Regions from separate parts of the Homo sapiens genome. Here region 1 is linked to region 2. Evidence: chromatin contacts called from ENCODE Hi-C or POLR2A ChIA-PET data. All regions are on one chromosome and are shown on one strand. Each heading gives the region's core, a stretch centred on a gene start or an enhancer-like site at or near the end of the contact. The rest is flanking DNA. Distances are from core to core; before and after follow the strand shown.

The links. A loop is a pair of places that touch in the nucleus more often than their neighbours do. ChIA-PET counts read pairs that join two places held with the same protein, here RNA polymerase II (POLR2A). Pooled maps may share reads with other maps.
Region 1: a map with no recorded cell type shows a loop between it and region 2 (2.2-fold over the local background). The contact joins the promoter of GRIP1 here to the enhancer-like site in region 2. A Hi-C loop is called at or near these places in 2 of 168 maps with a recorded cell type or tissue (OCI-LY7 and Ramos), 8 of 37 single-sample maps with no recorded cell type and 3 of 50 pooled maps. POLR2A ChIA-PET finds 5 or more read pairs at or near these places in 3 of 52 experiments (GM12878, OCI-LY7 and activated B cell).

What each region holds. Positions count from the first base shown.
Region 1 is chr12:66,676,414-66,682,764 of GRCh38, forward strand. It overlaps GRIP1 (glutamate receptor interacting protein 1), which reads right to left and starts at 2,663. Exons shown (of 25, transcript NM_001366722.1): 1 at 2,437-2,663. The coding sequence starts at 2,491.
Region 2 is chr12:66,621,577-66,627,658 of GRCh38, forward strand. The region is part of intron 1 of GRIP1 (glutamate receptor interacting protein 1); the gene reads right to left. Among named protein-coding and RNA genes, the nearest start is that of GRIP1, 54 kb to the right of the region's middle. Within about 2 kb of position 3,440, at least 3 of the 41 ENCODE cell types and tissues checked have a DNase peak (open chromatin) inside an H3K27ac peak, as active enhancers do; they include GM12878 and OCI-LY7, where a contact is called at or near this core.

The DNA.
Region 1 (6,351 bases), core at 1,413-3,912, 54 kb after region 2:
TTGGAGTCATGAAGCAAACTTCCCCCTGCTAAGATCTGGGTAAGGTTTTAGCCACAAGAGGCCTAATAAAGCTCTTGAAGCATTTCCTAAGAGCTCACAGAAGATTTAAATGCCCTACTACTTTCAACTAGACAAATCCAATTCATTTTAACAAACAGTTTTGAAGTGCCTACTAAGTGTAATGCCTTGTGCTAAATGTCTGGAAGAGTGAGTGTTAGGTGGAGCCCTCAATGGGTATAAAGAAATATGTATGTTTGGGAGTTGAGGGTGAGGGTGTGGGAGTTGTGTGAGTAGGGAGAATGGGACAAGAAAGAAACTTCAAGTGTATATCCACCCCTGTCCCCAAATACACTCCTGACCCTAAAAGAAAGGTCATTTTAATATTGTAATTACATATGTTTCCTGGTTTTATCATTACAGCTTAAGAAAACAGCACCACAAGTATGGGTGGGGTGCTAGAACTCAATGAATCCACTTTGGAACAAGAAGCATGGGTGGAACTTGAACGTTGTTGGACAAGACTGAAGCAGATGGCAAGGCAAGGTACCGTGTTACTCAGGTGCATTCTTGTAAGTATTTGGACAGCCAGTTAAACACAAAGAAGAACCCAATTATGGCAAATTGATTCTGCAAAGAGATTTTATTTTAATCATCAACTGACAGTCTTAAGTTAAATACCAAATAGAGCAGACATAAAGATTTTGGAAAAAAGTGTGAGGTAGCAACTCCAAAGCAGTTATCAATACTTTCCTCAATTATCTAGATTTTTAGCGACTATCTTAGTAAACACTTAAATCTCCTTTCAATGCAGGAGATCAATGCTTCCATAAAATTCAGAAAACTGAGAAAGTTAAAAATATTTGTAAGAACTATAAATTGCTTGGGTTCACTCTCTTCCTTGTATGTAGTACTTATAAAAGAACTGATACAGATGAATAGAAAATACTGATTGTTTCATGTTTATGATGTAAGAAGACCATCAACTTCTCAACATCAAGATAAGTAAATGCCAAAATCAGGTCAGAAAAGAACTTTTCAGAATAAGGGCCTGCCTTTAAAAGTCTCAGCCAAAACCGTAACAGAAAGGATAGTCTCTTAGTCATGATTTATAAACAGAAATTGTACGTCTGTACCAATTGTAGAGGATAAAGTCAAAACAGAATTTACAGCCTCCTGCTAATAGCCTAATTTAAAATGTATAATCTTCCCTACATTTCCCCCAAAGTACCTTTTAAAGGACTCACTCTGCTATCCAAACAACTTGCAAATGCATTCGGTAAGTTGGTCTACAGTATTTATTCTCTTTCCTGTTATTGACTCAAGATCTATTTCTCATGATTTGCTTTGTGCTCATTCTTCTGCCAGATAAAATATTAATTGCATTTTTAGCTGCACTGCTGGTGATCAAAGAATTCTGATATGTCAAGCTAAACTGACAGAAATAGCATCCATTAACATATTTATAGGTTCAGAGCTTCTAGAACATAATTATATCCATTAATTACTCAACAGTACTCTATATTACAGGCTGAAAAAGAAAGGCATTTGCAACTAAATACTTTTACTCAGAATGAAGTTTTTTTTTAAATAATAAATTTTCTCTAAGGAAGGTTCTATCTAAAGGAAATAAGGCAAGAGAGCTCACATATCTATATGGACACAAGGCAGGATTTTTAAGGCATCCATTTACTAACTTTGCAATAGAATGCTCACAAAGTAAACGAGATGGCACATCCAGAATGGTTTCAAATAAAATAATACCTTAAATATTACAGAGAAATTTAATTACTATTTTAGAGTTCTAAGAGTGACAATCTGAAGCTGGTAATTCTTGATGATAAGATTCCGAGCAATGATTTTTACTTTCAAATAAACTTCTAGTATTACATAGGACCAAAGCATTTGGAATTACATACTTTTCTGAACATGCAATTCTAACACATAAAGAAATTAAAGCTGTCCAGGGAAAAAGCTCTTAAGATGTTGGAAAGTCATAGAACAAACAATTATTCTGTGGATCCACCAGCTGTGCGAGTCCTGAATCTGCCAGCTGCATTTAGTATATGTATCATAGAAAGGACAGTAACACACACTTGACTCCTTTTGGCCAGTTAATCAGCATGCAAAATGACGGTTTCCCACAATAACTTCAGCACCGGACCCAAACACATTCTCTTTTCAGCAAAGAATGAAGTCATTAAAAAAAAAATCACACAAGCTGCTTTCATAATTTCAGCACGAACACAACCGAGATGTAAGGACAGAAAGCAAAGCCGAGTCTACCTGTACATATGTATCTATACATATTTCACTGAGTTCTTTGTTGCCTGACAATAAATTGCAAAGGCAGTCATATTTGAAAGTAAAAACCATTAAACTGTGTTTATAGGATACTGCAACAGACTCGCTGAGGGAATAACAAGGAAAGCACGATACCTTTAGTAAGTCGCCTCAGAATTTGACAACGGCATTTAAAAGAGACAGCTATCATTCTTGCTCACTGCTTTCTGTGGCAAAGTGTACTCAAGGCTCTCTGCTCTGGTGGCTGCAGCAGCAGCAGCATATGAATTCCTTGCGCACATACCAGGAGAAAGGTAGTCCCAGTGGGGAGTGACAAAGCTTAATTCCTCTTGGCTGATGCAGAGGTCCGCTACATGTCATCTGGCAAATCTGTGTCATTCACTACTACTACCACCCCTGCCTGCCACAGCCTCCTCCCCCTTCACAATCACAATGGCTTAGAAAGTAATGCCGTTTCGATAGCAACAAAGCACCAAATTGTACAAAGCAGGGACGACACTGTGTGAGGAGCCATTCCATAAATCTAACGCTAAGCACTGAACAGTGCATTCTGTTTAAGGCAAAAGGCGATGTATCCAGTCAGTTCAGCCACCATCAGCCCCTTTCCTTCTCAGCATCAAGTCAGTGTCCTTTATATGTCTCATTTAATGGGAAATGCAAGTGAAATGCTTACACTCTTACTTTAGGAAGAAATGCATGGGTCATGTACTATGTTCTTTAAACAACAACCAAAAAAAAAAAAAAAAAAAAGGAAAGAAAAAGAGGGAGGGCCGTTTATATTTGGGATTGAGGAAAGAATCACAGTTCTGCCTATAGCGGGGAAGCAGCTCTAGGACAGAGACCTCTTTGGTACTTCCTGAACCTATGAGAGTTAAGGCAGTGTCTGTTTATAGAGGGAATACAAGAAAGGGTTAGGGCTAGGCAGACAATCAGGCAGATGGAGTCCCAGCCCCTTTAATCACCCTTCCAAAAAAGGACTTGGCTGGAAAGCAACACAGTCAAGACTGTTTCTAAAGATACCAGAAATAAAGGCAAACAAGGCCAAGTATTTCTATTTTTAATATACTTTATTATACTATTTCCCAAACAACCATCCCCCAAACCATTCTTCTCATTATGCAAATAAAACGGTCTTGCGACATAGCAGATATTTGTGAGTATCTGCTCCAATGGAGTGAAGAGCAAATTAACAAACCCTTCACAATCCATTCACAAAGTGATAAGAAGGCGGAGCACACCTCCTCATCTGCCAGCAGCAGCCTGCTCGCCATATAGTCAATACGAACTAACATTTGGTAGGGAATTTTAATCAAAATCCAGAATTCTCCCACAGGAGTTAACATAAACATTCAGGACAAAAAATTAGACAGTTGGCCAGGAAGTTTAAGAAAAAAAAAATCAATTAGTCAAAATGAAAAGATATATCACTGTCTAAACTACTTGATTAATATTTCTAGGACTTTATGAATTATTCATACAGTTTTATTCTCTACTCTTCAGGCTGTGAAAAAACTTTCAAGCTGGTTTTTAAAATAACTTCCAACATTCCAAATTTAGTGGTAAAACTTTCTTTTCTTCATTCATAAATTCAATATGAACTCAAACAATTTCAATCCACTGCTATTGAAATGCATATGCTTTGTATTTTGAGTCCAATAGAAAAATAATTTGTGTGTGAAAAACATCTGAATATCATAAGCATCTACTTTAAAGGTTTTTGAAAAGAACAGAATTCTTTTACCAAGGATGGTCTAGCTAAAGCAACCACTAATCAATAGAAAATACTATATTAAATGGACTGCAGTGCAAAATCAAATTTTTATAATTGTTCTGATTAGCATAAATCTTTCTTTGAATTTCAACCCATATTATGTTCATCTCTATTAGGTTATCCCTAGAAATAGTTTAGCCTCCTTGATATTTTTTTGCTTTAAATAGAAATATACCTTAGTACTAGAGAACTGAGTTACTAGCTAAAGTGAGATAAATACTTACAGTTAGCTCTTTCCAAGATTCTTCTCCAAATCTAACATATTTCCTAAAATCCAGGCACTCAGAATACGCAGCTGTCAATTACTATTAGTAGAATCTTGCCTGTGGAACACCACCACCCCAGCCCAGTCTATTCAAATACAACTCAAAACCATACAGGAATCTCTTGCCTTCTGCTATTTTGCAGACTCAAATCCAATTTGCTTTTTCCTTATGACTAAAATGATCAAATATTTTCCCCTTTTCCTAATATGCTTATTTTTTTTGTTTTGTTTTAAAAGCTCTATCCTCTGGTCCCAAGAAAGGTCTTCAGAACTACTAAAATGTCCTATTTCTTTGGCAGGGGAAATAACCCATCATGGAGCTCTTTGAAAGGTTTCTGAGAGCCCAAACTAGGGGATTGTTTTTTCTCTCTTTGAATACTGTGGCTGCCAATCCATATCTATCCTATTAGTCTGCCCAGGTGCAGCCCCAGGAATCTTACAGAAATGGAGCCTCCTGGAGTAATTCTTTTCCAGAAAATGAACGAATTCACCAGGTATTCCCATCTTCTTCCATTTCTGGCCTCGCTAATGCTTGGAGATTTCCTGGGGAGCCACTCCCAGGTCAACCTTCTTGCCCTAAACCCTTTGTCCTCCCTTTGCCTAATGCAAGCTTAGCCTCCCATCCTGAACTCTAGCACTGGTAAAATGCCTTCCAACAATGCAAGCCTTCTATCTCAAAATGTATCGATCTGTAGGATGAAGGTCTCAAATGGCCAAGGCAACCGGTGGAATGTGGACCACAGGCTCCTAACATGAGCTACTACAAGGCAGAGTGACCTACATTTCTTGGCTACCAGATCAATGTAAGCATGTGTCTTTGGGACCTGTCATGAACATGTTAATTATGGTGGCTCAGCTGTCTAGACAGTTCAAACTTTACAACATGCTCTGTGAGGGTCACCAAGTAGGGGTTATGGAAAAAGAAGGCAGGTAAAATTGTACAAAATACAGATTTGATTAAGCCCCAATGTGATCTGAAGAAGAGTGAGTGAGCTAGTTCAAGAGGTTTACCCCTCTTAAAAACACAAACACCTCAATACATGAAAACATGGGTTTGCTGGATTCAGGGCAGACTAGTCCCTTAAGATGATAATTCTTATTTCAGGGTTTCTTTAAAACATTAGTTTTGCTAAGGTGTAATACAAGTGTACCACGTTTACATAGAATTTAATGAATTAGAAGGCACTTTCACACATAATGTATCATGGAGCGACTCTGTTATAGGTTTTTGATGCAGAAAAGGAAAACTGGTTTCAGAGAAGGTGTTTTTCATCAAAGTCATTCAGCTAGTAAGTGGTAAAGAACAGGAAAGAACCATAGCTTCTCACCCCTGGCTAATCATTCTTTCTCCTCTTGTTTTTCACTGCTTCCTTGCCACCAATACAAAATGTGATCTAGTTTACAGGGGGACAAATTCAATTAACAAAGTACCTTTAAGTGCAGTTATCTTTTGACAGAGGGAAAAACTAGTGCCTATCACCTTCTCCCCTCTGAAGCACAGCTCATGGTTCTAGGACCACCCTGACCAGAAGGAACCAGAAACAGGTGACAGTTAAGGCAAGTACCGTCTGGTGAAAGACCATTACGTATCAAGTGTTTACAGGAATCCCTTCTCACTGCATGGTTAGCCCATCCTGACTGGCCTGTGTCATGCTGGTTTTGAAATATTTGGAATATCACCTCCATTGACAATATGGTACTAATTTTATCATAAGAAGGGGGTGGGTTGTGGTGTATGGACAAACAAAACCTTAAGATTGGCTCAAAGATTCCAATATAGTCTCAAAACCAAAGCATTCCACAGCTTCATCAGCAGGTGGCACACATAGCCCCATAATCTTATTCTAATTTTCTCATTTCCTTGATTCTCCGCCATTGTATTCATTCTTTTATATAACATCTCCATCCCAAAAATAAATAGCGCTGTTTGGAGGTTCTTCTGATTCTTAACAAGAAAGAATCATCATAAACCAAAAATGTTCTGCCATATGCCTAAACCTGGAAATTCATTTTG
Region 2 (6,082 bases), core at 2,190-4,689:
TTGAGTCCCTGCTTTCAATTCTTTGGGGTATATATGTAGGCGTGGAATTGTGGATCATATGTTAATTCTATGTTTAAGTTTTTGAGGAATCCCCAAACTGTTTTCCACAGCAGCTACACTATTTTATATTCCCTCTAGTAATGCAAAAGGGTTACAGTTTCTCCACATTCCTGCTAATACTTGCTATTTTCTGTTTTTTAATAGCCATCCTAATGGATATAAAGTGCTATCTTACTATGGTTTTGATTTGCATCTCCCTAATGTCTAGTATTGCTGAGTATCTTTTCTTGTGCTTATGGCCCATTTGTGTATCTTCTTTCGACAAAGGTCTTTTCCAGTCCTTTGCCCATCTTTGAGTTAGGTTGTTTGTTTTTGCTTTTGCTGTTGAGTTGTAAAATTCTTTATATATTTTGGATATTCTTTGTCAGATATATGATCTGCAAATATTTTCTCCCATTCCATGGGTTGCCTTTTCATTCTGTCAATAATGTACTTTGATGTACAAAAGGTTTTAATTTGGAGAAGTCCAGTTTATCCTTTTTTTTCTTCTGGTGGCTGTGCTTTTGGTGTCATATCCAAGAAATCACTGTACTGATTCCACTTTGATTAACCTATAATACAATTAATTTCTAAGCAGAACCCTTGAGTTATGCTACAAGTCACTTTTGCCCCAAATAAATTCCAAACAAATACAATGTGATGGAGGAGGGAGAGGAAGTGGGGATGGGTAATGGGTACAAAAATATAGATAGAATGAATAAGATCTAATAAGATCTAGTATTTGATAGCACAACAGGGTGGCTACAGTCAACAATAATTTATTGTGCATTTAAAAATAAGGAAATATATTTGGATTGTTTGCAACACAAAAAAAGATAATTGAGATGCTGGATACCCCATTTACCCTAATGTAATTATTATACATGATATACCTGTATTAAAACATCTCATATACCCCATGAATACATACTATGTACCCATTAAAACCAAAAAATATATATACAATGTGAGAGGCTAAAGAGCAAGCATGCCAGGCAACTGAATACTGTTTCCAATTGATCTTAAGGTCCAGACAACATGGCACATGGTTTTCTCTGTTACCTGGTCCCTGCCTACTTTTTTAGTTTCATTTCCCCCTTGCCATCTAACTTCAATGATCTGGAATTCTCTGTCTCTAAAATACTCTTCATTTTCCCTATACCTGCCTTACTCATACTCATCCTTCTAGTCTCAACCCAGTCATCCCCTCTTTCGGGATGTTTCACATGATCTGTTCCTATTTCCACCTACTATTCATGCAGTGAAAGGGTTGATGTGCTAGTTTGAGCTCCTGCGGCACCCCATATGTTGTTTACTACAAGATTTACTATACAGAATTACTGTTTACTTAGCTGTCTCCCCCTCTATATTATGAATTCCATGAGGACATTGAGCATGATTTTAGTTTATTTTTATTACTATATCCTCAGTATCTAGAATACTTCCTGATGAACAGTAGATGCTCAGTAGGTAACTGCCGAATGAATGAATGAATGAACCAGACTAATAGCCTTGCCAAAAGTTTTCTGTTTCTAGAAGTAGTTACAAGAAATATTTTCATGGAGAGGCATAACATTTAGAGATATAGCCTAAGTCTCTCTGCTTTTCTTAATAATTTATCTTCAATGAACTTTATTTCATAAATCTTTAATCAAAGTAGTGTCATAAGCACTTTATAAGTATTAATTCATTTAAACTTCACAATAACTTGATAAGGCATTCTTATCTGCAGTATTCAGGAAATGAAACAGAAGCACAGAGACGTTAAGTAGCTTGCCCATTGTCACATAGCTGCTAACTGGGATTGGGCCTACTTAAAGTTGATCAGTCTGTATCATCTCTTGGTATGATGAGTTCCAACTAAATGGGAAACAATATATACTTGAACATTTCAGTCTTACAAGGATGGTCAAGTTCATGGAATTTATAATTTTTCTAAACTTGGCTCACATCACCCTCAGATTTATGGTCTAGTTTTCCTCCTGGAAGCCCCAAGTTTCCTAACTGGGGCTCACATACCAGTCATCCCTTCCCTCTTTCTGTTTCTTCTCAGAACCTGAGTCACTTCCTCATTTCTTCTGTAGGCTCAGCTGCTGGAAGCACTGGGCATTTCAAGTGCAAGTGGACCATATTTATTTTCAGGATTAAAGACATTTCCTATTTGGTTTTTGATGTCTCTTTGGTTTCAATTTGATCAATGTACTCAAACAACTACTTAAAATGACCATAGGACATTTTAGCTGGTCGTAGCTCCACATAACATTTTATAGGAATATATGAATTTTTTCTTTTAAATTTATTATCTTTTGGTTTCCTTCAATAAAACCAATCTTCAGCTACACTATTATTATTATTGCAGGGAAGCATTTTTTGAAACACAGCTCCTTTATAATTAATTCATTCATTTGTTCATATATTTATTCAGTAATTTCAGGGTGCAACGCACTGTGCTAGATGATGGAAATACAATTTTATCCTCTAGGAGTCAGTATCTTTCCCACCTAAACAGATTTCTACAATAAGATAGAAGTTAAACATTCCTCTGATTTTGAATATTTAAAAACCTTGTAAGAAAATGCATTATTTCAATTGGTTCCTCTGTTTCCATATGCATGTTTGCCCTCTCAAAGGTCTAGATTATGTTGCACAGAGATCAGCACCATTAATTTGGTTTGAATAATTAAACAAAATGTCTTATTTTGGAAAGTGCAAAAATATGTAACAAGATGATTTACAATTTCACGTCAAAATGTGTAATAGGTTGCTATGATTGTGATTAATCCCTAAAGAGAGAAAAAAATTAGAAGTAAAGTAACATTTTAAAGTAAAATAGATACATTAGAAATTCATGATTGGATAGATTACAAAATGTCTCTTGCCTCTGAATAATAAATATAATTTATTGATTCTCTCTGAATGCATTAGAGAAATAAAGCATGTAAAACAATCATTTAGGCTAAGTACATACAGCAAAGAATTGAAATTATCCTCTGCAGCAAGTACTAGGCTGATGGATAATAGCATATACATTCATTTTCATACCTCTTACCCCTTTTAAATATATCTCTAAGGAAAGACAGTGGTTATTTGACTTTCTCCATGTGAAATTTCCCATGCAGTGTAGCACATCTGTAAAAGATGTGTGAAAAGTACATTTTTCTATCAGGATTTTCATTCATAGTTAATTATTTCATTTAGCACGAGCAACATTTCCAATTTAACTTGTTCCAGAGACTGTAATATTTACAGCTAATTTCCAGCAAAACATTTAGAAATGGCTCAAAGTAAAAATTCATTACTGGGTTTTGCCATGTTTTAAAACGTCAAATGCAAATGAAAATCAAGGCAAGACTATACTTTACTTTTAGATCATGTATTTCAGTTCCTTTTTTTTTTTTTAAATAGGTTTGGTGTAGGTGGTAAGCTTGTAATGTCATTCTTTATTTAAAACACAAGGCAGAAAGGTCTCAGGAAGGAAGAGACATATGTTATTATCTGTCATGACCTTATACTTATGAATCTGGGGACAGATTTGGAGAAAGGTCTTCAAGTGACCAGATGGGCTGCCATGTTATTTAAGTTGCATATATTATAATAGCTTCATTTTGTTCTTAACCAATGTAACTCGCATCTTATCATTTACATTATTGTCTTGCTTCCATTATGGATGGTATACATTATGTTTTCCCCAAACTGAACTGACTCCTTGATCTGGGTTATGCATCCTACTTGCATACAGACATATTTTCACATACGTACTTTCCCATATGAATAGATGACCAGTAGATCTTATAACACATTTTTCTGAGAATTTACAGTGCTTTAAGTTACATCAATTTTTAAAGGGACTCAATAAAGTAATAAAATTTACACATTTATATTGAAATACAGTCATTTATACTATTATATGAAAAACCATAGTGAGTATAAGTGATTTTTTATTGTAATTGCTTTCTGACAGTAGGTATAAAATGAAGAAATTCAAAATGATGGAATTACCCTTGAAATTTGAGCCAACATAAGCAGTTTTAAAGTGTTAAGAGTTTAATGAGAAACATCACTGAGGTGGAAAAATTATGCAAACGTAAATTTTAAATGGAGCTTCCAAAAAGGAATAATTTTAAGATAGTCTAGCAAATGTAAGGGGTTGCTATTCCTTAGATGAGAAGTTTGATAAAAATATAAATAGAATAAAGAGTATATAGAGACATTTGCAAGTGTCTCCCATGTAGCATTTAATAAAATATTTATTTTATACCTACTAAGAATTTCGGGTACTGAGAGTTCCAGAGTGGGAGAGAGGAAGCACTATCAGAAAGAGAATGACTCTCTGTGGATGTGACATGGGCTGACACTTAAATGAGAAGAAGGAACCAGCCCACTTCTGGAGGGGAGATTCTCTAGGCAGAGGGAAGAACAAGCTTATCAGTCTCAAAAACACAAAACAGTTTATTTATCTTTCACTTTGGGAGGCCGACGTGGGCAGATCAACTGAGCTCAGGAGTTGGGGACCAGTCTGGGCAACTTGGTGAAACCCCCATCTCTATCAAAAATACAAAAAACAAACAAAAACAATTGGCTAGCTATAGTGGCGTGCACCTGTGCTCCCAGCTACTTGGGAGGCTGAGGTGGGTGAATTGCTTGAGCATGGGAAGCAGAGGTTGCAGTGAGCTGAGACCGCACCACTGCACTCCAGCCTGGGAGACAGAGTAAGACCCCATCTCCAAAAAAAAAAAAGTATATTTACTTTTAAAACCAAATGCTAAAAGAGTCAAACAAAAGTTCAATTAAAAATCAATATATTTATAACTAAAGTACATATTATCTTCTGAATATAAATACTACGTGTGCACAACAAATAGTATAGTATTTCTCTAGAGAAAACTGAGGAAACATTTCTTAAATGTCTTGAATATAAACCACCCATAGCTAGGAGTATCTGGATAACCTATATTCTGAAAGCATTTGCTTAGTTTGCCCTGATAAATGTGCTCTGTCCTTACTTTCTCTTGGCTTCTCTTTCTGCTGGTGTCTTATGTTCTGTTCCCATCCCCAGTAAGCTGGGGAAGGTGAGAAGGCCTTACTGTCTCAATTAAAAGGAGGTATAGTCAGCGTCACCACTCCTCATTTCACAGTTCTGGACACGAGCATAGAATCCTGATGAGAAACAGTCCTGCTTCTTTCTGTAGAAATGACTCTGCAGGTGTCAAGAAGAAAGGGCTCTGAGTCAGGACAAACGAGAACTTGGCACTGATGCTATTTTGCCAGGATTCATGCTCTCATGCTCTCTGACCATCCCTGCATGGTCCAAGTAATTCATTTCCATGGACATTAAGCTCCAAATGTCATTGTACACTGTGCCTTCCCATTTTCTAACCACAGGTGCTTACAGATTAGGCTCTTGCTTAACCTGCCACTGGCTGCTGGGCCATCATCTGCCCTACAAAGCATTATGACAGCTGTACTCATTCCTTTGATGAAGAATACTTAGATGTTCTTTCTCATCAGTCAAGGTAGCTCACACTCACTTTACAAATACTATATTACTATTGGCTCTTCATCAGATGATTTCTTTGTGGTAGATTCCGGTGCCTATCCTTAAGATGTTTCTGTACTGCTAAGGAGACTGCAATCCTGAAATTCAACACAACAACCAAGTCTACCAAATCTCTGGCAGGACTACCAAACAGACTCCTAATTGATTTCCCTGATTCTTCTTCATTTCATCAGAGCTCAGTACACAAAACAAAGTGAAAATATCAGTTCACTTTCTCATTCACTCATTAATTCAGCAAATATCCACAGTATGTATTGAATATTTTCCATGTGTCAAGTATATGTCTGACAAGTGTCAAAGCTGACTGTAGCAGTTCTCACAGTGTAGTTGGGGAGGGTGAGTAAGTTACTGTAGTGGACGAGTAATATTCTTGTCTAATTAGCATCCATTTCTCCCTTTTCTTCTAATAGTATCTGGATTTATCTGAGGATACGTCTTTCCCCAAGTCAGCCCCATGCCATTTGAGTGGAGCTGATTTTCCCTGCA